Linked DNA regions of Homo sapiens: all the other regions are linked to region 3. A link is an interaction called in ENCODE POLR2A ChIA-PET data of the cell type or tissue named here. Cell type or tissue: CD4-positive, alpha-beta T cell. All regions are shown on one strand. Links, peaks and the distances in the headings refer to the core of each region. The heading gives the core; the rest is flanking DNA. Region 1 overlaps CTCF (CCCTC-binding factor). Region 2 overlaps CTCF (CCCTC-binding factor). Region 3 overlaps RIPOR1 (RHO family interacting cell polarization regulator 1).

Region 1 (5,432 bases), core at 1,433-5,432, 83 kb before region 3:
CTGTGGGTAAACTCCTGATCTTCCAGATAAAATGCCTTATTTCTCAAGTGACTGAAATCCTAAGTGAAAACGTGGGGAATATATAGATAGGTGGCAGTGTGTCAAGAACGAGAGATGCTTCCCTGCTGAACTTCTTCAAGCCCTCTATTGCCTAAGTTGGCCCAATGCCTAGAAAACTAAACAAGTTCAGTCAGAATTGGGGGAAAAGCACACAAAAGCAGGCTAACAGGATCAAAGGCTTATTGGCTTGGTGGTATTTCAGCAAAAAGCCTTGAAAACAGCAGTAGACCATCTGCTGGTCAATCTCTGTAGACAGCCGACAGGCAGAACTTCTGGGTCAGGACAAGTAAGACTGCATGGCCAACAGTGGCATGGAGCCCAGGCTGACGTCCCTTTTCTGGGGGAGATAAAGAGTCACTAGGTATAAGGCCTGGAACCAAATTCCATGCTCTACTAACCAGCAGCAGACAGAACACAGAACTGTAGAAATCTATCAGAAGCTATCAATAATCTCTTTTGACTAAAGATGCTTCTGGTTACATACAATTAGGGAAAGAAGCTGGTCTTCCTGGAGATGAACCACAGAAGTGAACAAGGCAGTATCAGGAGAAAGCAGGACATAGGACAGAGTCTGGCAGCAGGCGGCTTTGCAACTAAGAACAACTATAGGGATCCCCAAGGTTAAGATTATCTGATCACTGGTAATATCTGGGAGTCTCCTAACATTTCTGAAAACCCCCAACAGTTCAGTGCAATAATTTTTTTCCCTTTTTTTTTTTTTTTGGAGACAGGGTCTCGCTCTGTTACCCAGGCTGGAGTGCAGTGACACTATCTCAGTTCACTGCAGCTCAACCTACTGGGCTCAAGCCATCCTCCCACCTCAGCCTCCCAGGTAGCTGGGACCGCAGGCGCAGGCCACAACCCCCTGCTGATTTTTGTATTTTTTTGTAGATAACAGGGTTTTGCCATGTTCCCCAGGCTGGTCTTGAACTCCTGAGCTAAGGTGATCTGCCTGCCTTGGCCTACCGAAGTGCTGGGATTACAGGCGTGAGCCACCATGACCAGCTGCAAATTGACATCTTAAAGGAGGCATACACTTAACACCCAGTGACTGAAGAAGATGCTACTTAAAACGGATACTCCATTTAAAAAAAGGAAAAAAAAAAGGGGGGGGGGGTGGGGGGGACCTTGTTACAGATCCAAACATAAACAGCTTAGTGCTTTCATGAGAAAGTTTTACAATAAAACCCATAAAGTAGCTGGGTGCAGTGGCTCATGCCTATAATCCCAGCACATTGGGAGGTCGAGGCAGGAGGATCACTTGAGCCCAGGAGTTACGAGACCAGCCTGAGCCACACAGTGGGACCCCATCTCTATTTAAAAACAAAAAAACAGCCGGGCACAGTGGCTCACATCTGTAATCCCAGCACTTTGGGAGGCCGAGGCGGATGGATCACCTGAGGTCAGGGGTTCTGGACCAGCCTGGCCAACATGGTGAAACCCTATCTCTACTAAAAATACAAAAACTAATAGGGTGTGGTGGGGCATGCCTGTAATCCCAGCTACCTGGGAAGCTGAGCAGGAAAATCGCTTGAACCCAGAAGGTGGAGGTTGCAGTGAGCAGAGATCGCACTACTGCACTCCAGCCTGGGCAACAAGAGGGAGACACTGTCTCAAAAAAAAAACAAAAAACAAAAAAAAAACAAACAAAGAACAAAAAAAGCCCAATAAAGTCACTAAAGTTCTCCAATATGTTCCTTCTTCAAAAATCTCAACCCCTCCCCACTATTTCTACTGACAACCAGTGCAAAACACAATATGAAGAATCCCTAGACTATCAGGCATCATCTATAATCTCTCCAGTTTAATGGTGCTTCTGGGAAGTCCATTTCCTAAAACCAAACTCTCTACCACCTTTTCCATCCATACCTTAAGTCTTTAGTTACAGAGGTGCCTTCCCACCTGGATGCCAGCAACCTAGATATCCACACTACAGAATCTAACACTCTGAACATGTTTGTGTAATTAAATGTGGCCTCCAAGTTACCAAGACTCTTGTTCCTCCACCCTCTTTGTGAGGCTTGGCACTTTTTGTTTTTTTTGGAGACAAGGTCTCACTTCGACCACCAGACTGGAAGGCAGTGGCGTGATCACAGCTCACTGCAGCCTCAATTTCCCGGGCTCAGGTGATTCTCCCACCTCAGCCTCTCGAGTAGCTGGGACTATCGGCATGTACCACCACACCTGGCTAATTTTTAAATTTTTTGTAGAGACAAGGTTTTGCCATGTTCCCCAGGCTGGTCTCGAACTCCTGACCTCAAGTGATCTGCCCATCTTTGTCTCCCAAAGTGCTGGGATTACAGGCATGAGCCACTGTGCCCGACCGAGGCTTGGCACTTCTAAGCACAACCTCCTGCCTGGGTTTCATGACTAGAGAGGCAAAAAACACTCCAAAGAGTACCTGTGGTAGGAAAATAGGCAAGATTTTAAACTTTAAATGGAGAGATTAAGGTAGGAAGAGAAAGGCTGACCTTCACTGACTTGATCAGCACCTCTCAAGGTTAGGCTGACACAGGCAGTCAAACCATAAGTGAAGATGCTTAAACAACCTTCTTCATGTCCATTAGATTCACTGCTCTTATCTAGACCAGCTTCCTAAATGTAAAAGTTAAGAACATAGGAAAAGAAACTCTGCTGGCCTTAGAATATCACAAATTTGAATAAACTGAATAAAAATATTAATTTTGCTTTAACTCAAGATTACGTATAAGGCATTAATAATGGCCGGGCGCAGTGGCTCACACCTGTAATCCCAGCACTTTGGGAGGCTGAGGAGGGCGGATCATGAGGTGAGGAGATCGAGACCATTCTGGCTAACACGGTGAAACCCCGTCTCTACTAAAAAATACAAAAAAATTAGCCAGGCCTGGTGGTGGGCGCCTGTAGTCACAGCTACTCGGGAGGCTGAGGCAGGAGAATGGCGTGAACCCGGGAGGCTGAGCTTGCAGTGAGCCGAGATCGCGCCAGTGCACTCCAGCCTGGGCGACAGAGCGAGACTCCGTCTCAAAAAAAAAAAAAAAAAAAAAAAAAAAAAAAAAAAAAAAAAAAAAAGGGCATTAATGAGCGGAATGCCACGAAGAAAAAAGAAAATATGCCCCAGAAAAACACTAACTGCTGTTGTAAATAGACGTTAGGAGATGAGAAGTTTAAAGAAAGGAAGAGTGTGTGCCCGCCTCTATATCCCAGCATATCCATACATAAACACACTGGAAACTGGGCTCCAAAGCCTGCCATAGTAAGCAAATCAAGGAACAAGTCACTTACCACTGTCAGAGGAATCTTCTTTCTTAGAGCGCATCTTTCTTTTTCTTCCACGTTTACTCTTCTTCGTTTCTCCTCCATTTTCCCCCTCTACGCCATCTGGGCCAGCACAATTATCAGCATGTCTTGCCATGGTATTCTAACAAAAAGAACAAAATCCTCTTTCACACCACTAAAAAAGCTAAGATCAGATTGGAAGTTATTTACTTTAATAAAATCCATATTAAGCCTAAAAATTCTAGTATCTGCTAAGTGTGTCCTGAACACGCTGTCTCTGCTCAGGGGAAATGGATAAGGCTGGGTTCTCTAAGGGGAGGCTCAGCAGCCTGCAGACAGAGACGGGGGAGGATCAGACCAGCTCTTAGTTCTGTCAAGATCTAACAGAGCCCCCAAGAGAAGACCCAGAACAGGCTACAGCTAGCTAAGGGTGGGGTAGGGTGGGGTGCAGGTTTCAATCCACCTAAGGAAATTTTTTTTTTTTTTTTGAGACGGAGTCTTGCTCTTTCGCCCAGGCTGGAGTGCAGTGGTGCCATCTCGGATCACTGCAAGCTCTGCCTCCCGGGTACACGCCATCCTCCTGCCTCAGCCTCCTGGGAGTACAGGGGCCCGCCACCGCACCCAGCTAATTTTTTGTATTTTTAGTAGAGACGGTGTTTCACCATGTTAGCCAGGATGGTCTCGATCTCCTGACCTCGTGATCCACCCACCTTGGCCTCCCAAAGTGCTGGGATTACAGGCGCGAGCCACCGCGCCTGGCCAGGAAATTTCTTTATGCAATCAATCTATTCAAAGATACTGTGTTCCCCATCAGTGGAAGGGTTCACACATGGATAGAAACATCAAGATGGGGATGACTAACCCTTTCCAAACAATGGAGCATCTCTGTTTATAACCTCAGTGAAAAAAACTACCATGCTCTGCAGAGGAAGACCAAAAATCCAATATTCAGTATCATAACAGGCAAAGTGAAGTTCTGACCCTTACCCGACGTGTAAATGTTTTCCCACACTTAGAACAGACAAAAGCCGCAGGGACGAAGTTGGGGTCGTGATAGCGCTTGAAGTGCATGTCGAGAAGCTGCTTCTGGCGGAAGGTCTTATCGCAGTGGCTGCAGGCGTAAGGCTTCTCCCCGGTGTGGGTGCGCTTGTGCATGATCATGTGCCTCTCCTGAAACGGCATAGGGGGAAAGGCCTCAGAGCCTGCTCATGGGGCTACTGCCCCAGCTGCCACCTGCATGCATGTGGCCAACAGGTATTTCTCACCCAAGCTAGGTCTAGACTCCACACGGCTTGTTGAGATGATAAAGCTATATATTTAGAGACAGGGTCTTGCTCTGTTGCAAAGTCTGGAGAGCAGTGGTGTGATCATGGCTTACTGCAGCTTCAAAATGGGACCATAGGTATGAGCCACCATGCCTGGCTAATTTTTTTTGTTTTTTTTTTGAGACGGAGTCTCGCTCTATCGCCCAGGATGGAGTGCAGTGGCGCGATCTTGGCTCGCTGCAACCTCCACCTCCCGGATTCAAGCAATTCTCCTGCCTCAGCCTCTTGAGTAGCTGCGATTACAGGTGCCTGCCACCACACCCAGCTGACTTTTTTTTTTTTTTTTTTTTTTGAGATGGAGTCTCACTCTGTCGCCCAGGCTGGAGTGCAGTGGCGCAATCTCGGCTCACTGGGTTCATGCCATTCACCTGCCTCAGCCTCCGGAGTAGCTGGGACTACAGGCACCCACCACCACGCCCAGCTGATTTTTTGTACAGACGGGGTTTCACTGTGTTAGCTAGGATGGTCTTGATCTCCTGACCTTGTGATCCACCTGCCTCGGCCTCCCAAAGTGCTGGGATTACAGGCGTGAGCCACCGCGCCCGGCCGACCTTCGTGTTTTTTTGTTTTTTTTTTTTAGTAGAGATGGGATTTCACCAGGTTGGCCAGGCTGGTCTTGAACTCCCAACCTCAAATGATCTGCCTGCCTTGGCTTCCCAAAGTGCTGGGATTACAGGTGTGAGTCACCGTGCCTGGCCCCAGCTAATTTTTTCTTTTTCTTTTGGAGACAGAGTCTCGCTCTGCCACCCAGGCTGGAGCGCAGTGGCGCAATCGCGGCTCAATGCAACC
Region 2 (4,090 bases), core at 1-4,000, 76 kb before region 3:
TGAGGTCAGGAGTTTGAGACCTGGCCTGGCCAACATATAGTGAAACCCGTCTCTACTGAAAAATACAAAAATTAGCTAGGCATGGTGGCGTACACCTGTGGTCCCAGCTACTCGGGAAAATGAGGAAGGAGAATCATTTAAACCAGGGAAGTGGTGGTTGCAGTGAGCCGAGATCGCGCCACTCTACTCCAGCCTGGGTGACAGAGTGAAACTCCGTCTCTCACACAAAGCACACAAGCACACATACACACAAAGAAGTCTCAGAGTTGGGCCAGGTGTGGTGGCTCACACCTGTAATCCTAGCATATTGGGAGGCTGAGGTGGGTGGATTGCTTGAGTCCAGGAGTACGAGACCAGCCTGGGCAACATAGTGAAACCCTGTCTCTACCAAAAGCTAAAAAAAAAAATTAGCTGGTCATCGTGGCATGTGCCTGTGGTCCTAGCTACCAGGGAGGCTGAGGTGGGAGGATTCCTTGAGCCTGGTCGATGCTGCAGTGAGCCAAGACTGAGCCACCGAACTCCAGCCTGGGCAACAGAGCAAGACAGTCTCCAGTAAAAAACAAAAACAAAAACAAAAACCTTGGAGTTAAGGCCAGTGAGAGAAAAAAAGGTTAAAATAAGAGAAAGTTTAAAGAAGTAAGAGGAAGAAGAAAACCAACAGGATTTAGTGTCACAGAGGCCAAGGGAAGAAAGTGTTTCAAAGGAAGAGGGTACTGTCAACGATGAAGAACACTGCTAACAGATCAAGTCATCTCTTAGGAAGAAGAGTGGAAAGGAGTCTTCACTACATTCAGAGAGTGGGGTCATTCATGACCTTAAGCAACAGTCATTATACCAGAGTGATGGGGAATAAGCCAGACAAGAGGGAAAGATGAGGGGGAGAAGACTGTGAGGGATGTTAACTCTTCATAAAGGCTGGCTGGGAAGGAGAGAAGAGTTAAACCTAGAGGGTGAAGACATACATATATATAAAAATACATATATATATGAATACATATATATATACACACATATATACACACACACACATATATATACACACACATACACACACACACACACACACACACACACACACACACACACACACATATATAATTTTTTTTTTTTTTTTTGAGACAGTGTCTCACTCTCTTGCCCAGGCTGGAGTGCCGTGGCGCGATCTCCGCTCACTGCAACCTCCCCCTCCCGGATTGAAGCAATTCTCCTGCCTCAGCCTCCCAAGTACCTGGGACTACAGGCATGTGCCACCACACCCGGCTAATTTTTGTATTTTTAGTAGAGATGGGGTTTCACTGTGTTAGCCAGGATGGTCTTCATCTCCTGACCTTGTGATCCGCCCATCTCAGCCTCCCAAAGTGCTGGGATTAGAGGCGTGAGCCACCGTGCCCGGCTATATTTTTATTTATTTTAAGAGACGGGGTCTTGCTATATCACACAGGTTGGTCTAGAACTCCTGGCCCATCCTCCTGAATAGCTGAAACTACAGGTGTGAGCCACTGTGTCTGGCTAAGATTCTTTTTTTTTTTTGAGATGGGGTCTCTCTGTCACCCAAGCTGGAGTGCAGTGGCACGATCTCGGCTCGTTGCAACCTCTACCTCTTAAGCTCAAGTGATCCTCCCACCACAGCCTCCTGAGTAGCTGGAACCAAGGGTGCACCTCACCACAACCGTTTTGTATTTTTGGTAGAGATGGAGTTTTGCCATGTTGCCCAGGCTGCTCCGGAACTCCTAAGCTCAAATGATCCACCCACCTTGGCCTCCCAAAGTGCTGGGATTACAGGCGTGAGCCACTGCGCCTGGCCCTTTGTCTTTATTTTTTAAGTAGGAAGAGAAGTCATTTACTGAGACCAAGAGGGGAGAGAAAAAAGAAGGAAAATTAGAGGTTATAAGAAAATAGGAGTAGGGGATCTGGTGTAGCAGCTCTCGCCTGTAATCCCAACACTTTGGGAGGCCAATGAGGGCAGATCACTTGAGGTCAGGAGTTCGAGAGCAGCCTGGCCAACATGGTGAAACCCTGTCTCTACTAAAAATACAAAAATTAGCCATGGGCGGGCACCTGTAGTCCCAGCCACTTGGGAGGCTGAGGCAGGAGAAGAGCTTGAACCCAGGAGGCGGAGGTTGCAGTGAACAGAGATCAGGCCACTGCACTCTGGCCTGGGTGACAAGTGCAAAACTTTGTCACAAAAAAAAGCAAGTGAGGGCTGGGCGCGGTGGCTCATGTCTGTAATCCCAGCACTTTGGGAGGCCGAGGTAGGCAGATCACCTGAGGTCAGGAGTTCAAGACCAGCCTGGCCAACATGGTGAAACCCCATCTCTACTAAAAAATACAAAAAAAAAAAAAAAAAAAAATTTAGCCGGGCATGGTGGTATGCGCCTATAATCTCAGCTACTCAGGAGGCTGAGGCAGGAGAATCACTTGAACCTGGGAGGCACAGGTGGCAGTGAGCTGAGTTCATGCCATCATACTCCAGCCTGGGTGACGAGAGGAAAACTCCATCTCAAAAAAAAAAAAAAAAAAAGTAAGAGTAGGTTGCCCAACTCTATATAAGCACCAAACACTGTGGAATGAATTCGCTCACTCATAAAGAACTGGAGCACACCTGACAAGAACAAACAGCTGGAACAGCTAGGAGCAGTGAGGGCCCAGCTACATTTGGGATCATGAATTTATGTATTTACGGTACTACAAGTTGTATCAACTGAGGTGATATCCCACTAAACTTAAAGAGAGCTAATTATTGGGAGTAGATATGAGGTAAGGGAGAGGATGGCTCTCACTTTTTACTCGTTACCTTTTTTTTTTTTGAGACAGAGTCGCGCTCTGTCACCCAGGCTGGAGTGCGGTGGCGTGATCTCTGCTCACTGCAAGCTCCACCTCCCAGGTTCACGCCATTCTCCTGCCTCAGCCTCCCGAGTAGCTGGGACTACAGGCGCCCACCACCATGCCCAGTTAATTTTTTGTATTTTTAGTAGAGACAGGGTTTCACCATGTTAGCCAGAATGGTCTCGATCGCCTGACCTCGTGATCCACCCGCGTTGGCCTCCCAAAGTGCTGGGATTACAGGTGTGAGCTGCCGCGCCCGGCCTACACTAAATATTATTAATAAACTCCGGCTGCATGTAAACTCTAGTTTAACTATGCACAGAAATACAGTTACCACTAAACCAATAAAACAGTCCCATTACCTAGAGAAAGTACAGACGTTCTCAAAAAAATACAATAGAATGACCTGAGTTTGAATCACACTATGTTACTTTCCTATTTGGGGAAGGAAGGCTACTAATTAAAGGTGTACTCTGTCTCCTCCCATCACAGCTCCCATTAATTTATAGATGAGTTTTACTCAGGACAGAATCTTGTGGCCTGACTACAGTAAGAAAAGGAAGAAATAGAAAAAAAAAAAAAAAAAAAGCAGCTAAGCAATGGCTTTTACTAAACTAAGTGACAGGCCATTCCTATACATAAAATGTTATGAGAGTCAGAAGGTGAAGTTATTTTTGATCCCCATATTTCGAAATATAAATCCTTCAAAATATTTTTTTCACTTCTCACTAGTTAATCTACTTACCCAAATCACTTTTTCGGGCTATGACTGTGTCACAGTGGGGACAGTGAAATTTGGCCACATTTTCTGTGTGCTTCTGTAAAATGTGCATCTTCATGGTACCACTTTGGGTAAACCGAGCATGACAAATATAACATTCATAAGGCTTTTCCCCTTTAAAGAAAATACAGAATGAACACATAAATGAAATGAATAAATACTGTAATTTAACTGGAGGGTAACTCAGGTGGCAGATATGCTACACCACAGAGAATCTACAGGTCTTAGGAAGGCTGAGGCTCAGTCCCAGTTCCCGGATCTTGTCTATCTTCAGATATGGCCAAGTCCTAAACTGCTGCTGGCCACCTCTGCTCTGCCCAGCTCTACTCTGGAATCCTCCACATTACAGCAATGCTTACCTTTGGGGGAGACTGAATGGAGAACCCACAAGTTTTTCTTTTTAGGAAAAGACAATATCCAGGAAAACTGAATAAGGTAGGTTAGGAAATCTACCCAGACTTTTAAAATTAAAATCTGTCCATT
Region 3 (5,768 bases), core at 874-4,873:
GGCCTTGCAGCCAAGCCAAGAGCCTTCTGTCCATGGGAGATGGATGGCCTGAAAGGGACACTCCAGGATTGTCTGGGGTGGGGAGGGGGGTATGGAGGGAAAGGAGGGTCATGTCATATGTCTGGGGTTCAGCAAATTGTACCCACATACCAGGCACAGAAACATACAAGGAAGGCACCCCCGCTCTGTGGGCGAGACAAAGCAGCAATCCTCTTCCCACATGCCAACCCATCTTTTTCTTTGCCTTCACAAACGTGCCTTTTTTCTTTCTTCTTTTTTTGGTCCTCTGCAGCTTGGAATACATGAGGAAGAAGAGTGGGAGACAGGAGGAAAGGTAAGGTTGGGAGAGGGCAAGAGGAAAGGAGGAGAGTAGAGGGAACACTCCATCGATTGCCAGCACAATAAACTGTATCATGGACTACTTCAGCCTGGCCCCTGCTTTGCAGTGTGCGTGGAGCAGTTTCCTCTGGGCAGAGTCTCAGAGATGATGGCCAAGGCGACTGTGGCCTCAATGGACTTAACTGATAGGGCACTTCTCAGTGTGTCACAGGCCTTGGAGGCCCACTTCCATCTGTCCCCTCAGAGGCTGGGCAGACGCTTTCCCTGCCCTGATACCTTTGACTCATGATGGTATCGTCAACTGCCCATCACCTGAGGCAAGGGGCTCCCAACTGTCCTCAGTCCCAAACAGCAGGAACACCTGCCTCCCTGACCCACATGACAGCAGGGTAGGGGGTGGGAGAATGCTATGGGCAGGTTTGCCCTGTGGGAGGCCCCTGTGAGGCAGAGGGGGTCAGGAGAGATACAGAGGTGGGAGGACAAGGGTTCTCTCTGCCCCTCCACCATCTCAGGAACCTGGGCATGGGCCTGGGTGTAGGAGGCCATCCAGCCTGCCTTCAAGCCACTGATGGAGAGAGGCTGACTGGCTGTCCTGGGGTTGATTCATGCTGCTCTGAGCCAGATAGGCATCATGTGCTTCACCTGGCTGTGCTCACAGTGCCCTCATTCCAGCTCCTGTCCCCTTCCGATCCTCACACCCACCCCTGGCTAGAGCTGAATACTAGGCTCTGGCCTCAGGACTCTGCAGAGCACAGAGTCTAGGGTCTGTCCCTTCCCAGCATTGGAGAGCAGGGATTCTTAGTGACAACGCCAGTGGACCCCTTGGCTGGGATGATGACATTTTTCCATCCTCCATTTCTTGCCCAAGCCCTGCTCTCTCCTGTGTACTGAGCTGTGAGCTCATGCAGGCTCAGTCACCCCCATCTGCACTTTCCCAGGACCTGGTCAACCAGTGTTCACTTCCTCTTCCCCCACCATGACAGGCTATGCTTTTGATGCAGGTGGATAGCCCTGCTCTACCAATGGGCCTCTTGTGGGGGCCTCAGGACTGAGGGCTGCTAGGGGCGGTTCTGGGATTGCCGGCCTCCTCCAGGGACCCCTGGGGCAGGCCCCAGCTGTGGCCAGCCTTGGGTGCTGGCCTGGTCTCCATCATTTGTTTGCCTCCTCTGCCCCATGCTGCTCCAGCTCACCACCCCAAATACTGAGCTGCACCATCCCGTGCCACCCTTCGTTACCCAGAGAGCAAAGAGCCGCGCCAGTGTGCAGAGGGCTGCCTGCCTGCCCCTGCCCACCCTCGCCCCAGCGTCTGGAATGAGCCACTTGCATCCACACAGGTGCTTCCTGTGCTTCTTCCTGTTGCCGTTTTTTCTGCTCAGCTTGGCTTCCCCAGCAGGTGGTTAAAGCCCCAGCCAAACCTCTTCATACCTAGCTCTAAAACACTGGGGGGCAGGGCTCCCTGGGGATCTGGGTCACCCTCCAGAGGACTGTTGGCACTTCACTGGCTCTTCCTGAGGGCAGGCTCCCCAACGTGACACGTCCTGCACAGGCCAAGCTGCTGCCACAGGTACTGGGACATCAGAGTGGCCTCAATGAGTCAGGGAAGTGCTGCGTATGCACCACCTCCTTGCCCCTGGATACTGGAAGTGCTGAGGGAGAGGGGAAGGGTGGAGAGCCTGTTTCTCTAGCCACGGGTGTGGGCCTCCCTCAGCCCCTCCTTAGAACAGGCCTGCCATCCTGAAGTCCCACCCCACACTCCAGTTCCTCACGCAGGACTCAGCCTTCTGGGGTTAACACATTCACTGGCCAGGCAGCTCTGGGGCAAGGCGAGGCGGGGCAAAGGCAAGCCCTCTCCTGGGATCTCTGCTTCCTGAAGCAGCACAGGTTGGCCGGCTGTTGGGGATCACAGAGTTCAGGCACGTTTGTTATTATAGAGGGGGAGACAGCTGGAGAGGGAAGGGACTTGCTGTCTTGGGTCACAGGTTAGCCATCCAGGTCTCCTGCCTCCCAGGTCCCAGCTCTTCCCCTCCGCAAGGAGCTCCTCTCCCCTGCCATCCAGCTTCAAGGAGCTCCTTCAGCCCCCTCTGCAGAAAGCTGCCCAGGCTGCAGAAGACCCAAACCTGGCATCTGCTGACGCGGATCTGCTGCCCCCTGGTGGGCAGAAGCTCCAGCCACCCCGTGCCTCCTTTCCCTTCCTGTTTTTCCTTTCCCTTCCCCTTTGCTCCCAGGCCACAGCCTGGGATTGGCACCCTTTGGTGTTTTCTGGGCCAACTCCAGTTTAGCTCCACCTTGGGCCGTAGTTCCCAGGCCCAGGGTAGGCCCCACCTGCAGGCTGAACCACCCTTTTCCCCTGCTCTCTTCTCCAAGCCCAGTTCCAGCCTCTGGGCTTTCTTCCACCTGAATTTCCAGGGCAAGTGCACATGGCACTGTCACAGCTGCAGTGTGAACACACCAGTGTCAGGCAGGGCCACAGCCAGAGGGTGTTGGAGCAGAGGGTCAGGAGTGTACCAGGCCATGTAGGAAAGACATTTTGCTTTTTTATTTTCTGTAAAACTCTGTAAATAAAATACAAAACCAAGGGATGTGGCTGGGCAGCGGCAGGGTGGCCAAGCCCCAGACACTGATTTGTGGCAAGGGATGTGCTGAGCCGAGGCTGGGAGGCACTTGACTGCAGGCACTGACTCTCCAACCCCAGGGGCAACAGAAGAATATATTAGATTTTCATTGCTAGGAATCTGTGGGGGAGGGGTATCTGGAGCCAGCCCTTACCCTCCCTGCCAGTGCCTGGTGAGCCCTGAAAGTGGGGGGAAAGGGGCACCAGGAACCCATGGGTGAATAGTTTAGAATGCTGTGCTGGCCATGCTGCCAGGCCCAAAGATGCGGGGCAGGGCGTCCAGGGACTCCTCCAGCCGTCGATGGGCAGACTGTCCCTCTTCTCCTGTAATGAGTGAGGATGAGGTCAAGGGTGGCCCTAGCCCCATCCCACTCTCCCACCCCTGGCGCCATCTCTCCTACTCCCATCAGCCAAGATGTCCCAGAACTCCACCCATCTCTTCCATCCCCCAGCCTCACCACACTGCTGTAGGCTTTGCCGGGCAGCTTCCCTCACAGCTTCTGTGTCAGTTTGGCAGAGGTACACCAGGGGCTCAATGCCCTCGGGAGCCTGTCAGGGGAGGGAGCATTGAGGTGGGCTCAGGGGAGCAGATGGGAGGGTTTCAGGGGTGGGGGTGCCGGAAGCGGACAGAGGGGTGGGAGGGTTGGCAGGGGTCACCTTGATGCAGCCTAGGGCCAGGCAGCCAGCCACTCGAGTCTGCACGTCCTCATCCTCCAGCTGGTCCAGGAAGCACAGGAGGGCCTGTGGAAGGGTGGGAGGACAGACTTAGCCAGACAGTGGGAGTCCAGGACCCCAGCCCTCGCCCTCAAGGGAGCCCTGTCCAACTCACCCTCTCCCGGAAGGTAGGGCCCAGTGACAGGCTCCGGAGCTGGGTGCTGACAGCAGCCATGACCTTGTTGTTGCCATGGACGAGCAGGGAGCTGAGGGCCCGCAGCCCGTCCCTTCGCAGACGCCCCTCGGGCGCCAATCTCAGGGCCTTCAGCACAACAGCCTGATCATCCGAGTTCAGATTCCGCACCAGTAGCACTGAAAAAAGGGGATATGGTGGGTGGGTGGGCAAGGTGGCAGGGTGAGGAGCCCCCGAGGTTGGGGAGGGCTTGTCCTCATGTCCTCAGACCCCAAGAGGCCACTATGTGATCAGGGCCACCGCCTCACCCTCCTCAGCGGTCTCAGTCACGTAGGCCTCCATGGTGGGGCTGTCCAAGGTTTCCACAAAACTCCAGAACTGGAAGACTGTGAGCTGCTCTCCAGGCCCTGGCTGGGGCCTTCTGGGCAGCTTCTGCCCCAGGGCATCCTCCAGGAACTTCACACACACTGCAGGAGGCAGTAGCATGGGCCTCAGAGTTTGGGTGAACACAGCTTTTAGAGGGGAGAGATGCTCCTATCCCAGGCTCAGGTCCAGGGGCCCCCTGTTCAAACCCCACCCATCTGGGTCCTTCTGCTCTAAGGCCCAAGTCTTTGCTGGTCTCCTCGGTGCCCAGTTCGTTTATCTGTGTGGGCTGACCTGGCTTCCCCGAGCTTCCTGTCACTGGGAATCTGAGCAAGGGTGGAAGGAGGAAGCAGCCCACTCACCAGCCTCAGCCAAGCCTGGCTGGCGCAGGGAGAGGCGGGCACCATACTGGTTGCAGAAGGTGAGAAGCACCCGCTCCACCGGGCAGAGGAAGCAGCTGAGTCTCTCTGTGCACTGGTCCCAGAAGGTCAGGAAGCCAGGCCGAGAGGCCGAGAACTGCACCACTGTGAGGGGGTGAGGGAAACCGTCAGCAACAGGCAGGCAGGTGAGTAGAGAGCATGCAGATGGCAGTAGGCTGAGGTAGGAGCTTCAAGGCAGATGGCAGAGCCCGAACCCCCAGGGCCTTTACCTTCCTGGGCAGAGCTGGCCGGGATCTCCCACCGCCTGCTGAACTCGCATACTGCCTCCAGTACTCGGGCTTCCCGCAGCAGCCGCTCCAGGGCCCATGCCTCCTGGCAGCGCAGGGGCCCAAATGTGCCCAGTTTCTGGAGAACATGGGTGGCCAAGTAGCTCAGGCCTCAGGGTAGGGCTCGGGAGGATCGTGCTCAGGGACAAGTCCCAGCATGCACTGGGGGAGGTTGGGGTTGCAGAGTTGGGAGATACTCCATTCAGCAAGGGCCAGATGCCAAGGGCCCTGGGGCACTGGGGTGTGGCACTCAGAGGAGGTATAGAGGACCAGGATGGAAGGGCAGGACTCCCTGGGGTTAGGGGTTACAAAGGAAGGGTGGGGGAACACCATCAGCCTCACCAGCAGGAGGCGACTGCAGTGGTACAGGTGCCGGACCAAGGCAGCATCCAGAGCTGGACACCCCGTGCTGAGGGGGCGGGCACTGGGTGAGTCTATGCTGTCCTCAGCCCCAGCCTCCGGGCTGCTTGGAGGCCTGAGGGAAAAATGGGGTCCACCACCCCACAGGCACACATCACCACCTGGTCACCAGCGTTTATTTTTATTAAGCTTCCCCCATGCCAGAAAGGAAGAAGATGATGCACCGACAGCAGACAGTGGGGTAAGTTCATGGAGGATTTCCAGAAGGAGGAAGGGGCTGGGACCAGCAGGTGGTAGTAGGGATCTCTGGAGTCAGTCTGCGCCATGCTACCTCCAGCTGGGACCACTGGGGATGGCATGGGTAGGAGTAGGCTGCAGGCGGGATGGTTTATGACAAGTGGACTGCAAAGGGTGCAGGGCATGGGGCTGTAGCCTGGGCAGCAGCAGAGGAAGGAGGGACCTGGCACAACTCTCAACTGGGAACCAGCAAAGGCCACTCCAGGACTGACAGTTGAGGGGCCAGGGCCTCTGGGAGAGTCGGG

The links. Peaks named below come from ENCODE experiments on the same cell type or tissue, not always from the same donor. Only the 100,000 strongest peaks of a DNase experiment are listed, where the experiment ranks them.
Region 1: POLR2A ChIA-PET joins it to region 3 with 6 read pairs; 10 of 35 experiments call an interaction of 5 or more read pairs at or near these places.
Region 2: POLR2A ChIA-PET joins it to region 3 with 6 read pairs; 10 of 35 experiments call an interaction of 5 or more read pairs at or near these places.

The regions. Positions count from the first base shown.
Region 1 is chr16:67,627,426-67,632,857 of GRCh38, reverse strand. CTCF (CCCTC-binding factor) reads right to left here. Exons shown (of 12, transcript NM_006565.4): 9 at 4,306-4,488; 10 at 3,325-3,460. Among named protein-coding and RNA genes, the nearest start is that of CARMIL2, 15 kb to the left of the region's middle. In CD4-positive, alpha-beta T cell, for the core only: no CTCF peak of the experiment used is centred there; no DNase peak of the experiment used is centred there; H3K27ac peaks cover 873 bases.
Region 2 is chr16:67,621,073-67,625,162 of GRCh38, reverse strand. CTCF (CCCTC-binding factor) reads right to left here. Exons shown (of 12, transcript NM_006565.4): 7 at 3,572-3,721. Among named protein-coding and RNA genes, the nearest start is that of CARMIL2, 22 kb to the left of the region's middle. In CD4-positive, alpha-beta T cell, for the core only: no CTCF peak of the experiment used is centred there; no DNase peak of the experiment used is centred there; H3K27ac peaks cover 412 bases.
Region 3 is chr16:67,543,872-67,549,639 of GRCh38, reverse strand. It overlaps RIPOR1 (RHO family interacting cell polarization regulator 1), which reads right to left. Exons shown (of 22, transcript NM_024519.4): 15 at 5,209-5,341; 16 at 4,810-4,945; 17 at 4,523-4,684; 18 at 4,106-4,264; 19 at 3,780-3,976; 20 at 3,608-3,691; 21 at 3,409-3,499; 22 at 2,854-3,274. The coding sequence ends at 3,177. LOC124903703 (a long non-coding RNA gene) reads left to right here. Exons shown (of 2, transcript XR_007065094.1): 2 at 293-421. Among named protein-coding and RNA genes, the nearest start is that of CTCF-DT, 16 kb to the left of the region's middle. RefSeq lists a silencer at 2,340-2,634 and an enhancer at 2,584-2,643. In CD4-positive, alpha-beta T cell, for the core only: CTCF peaks have their summits at 2,308 and 2,519 (motif pointing left); DNase peaks (open chromatin) are centred at 1,305, 1,689 and 2,459; H3K4me3 peaks cover 1,198 bases; H3K27ac peaks cover 2,162 bases.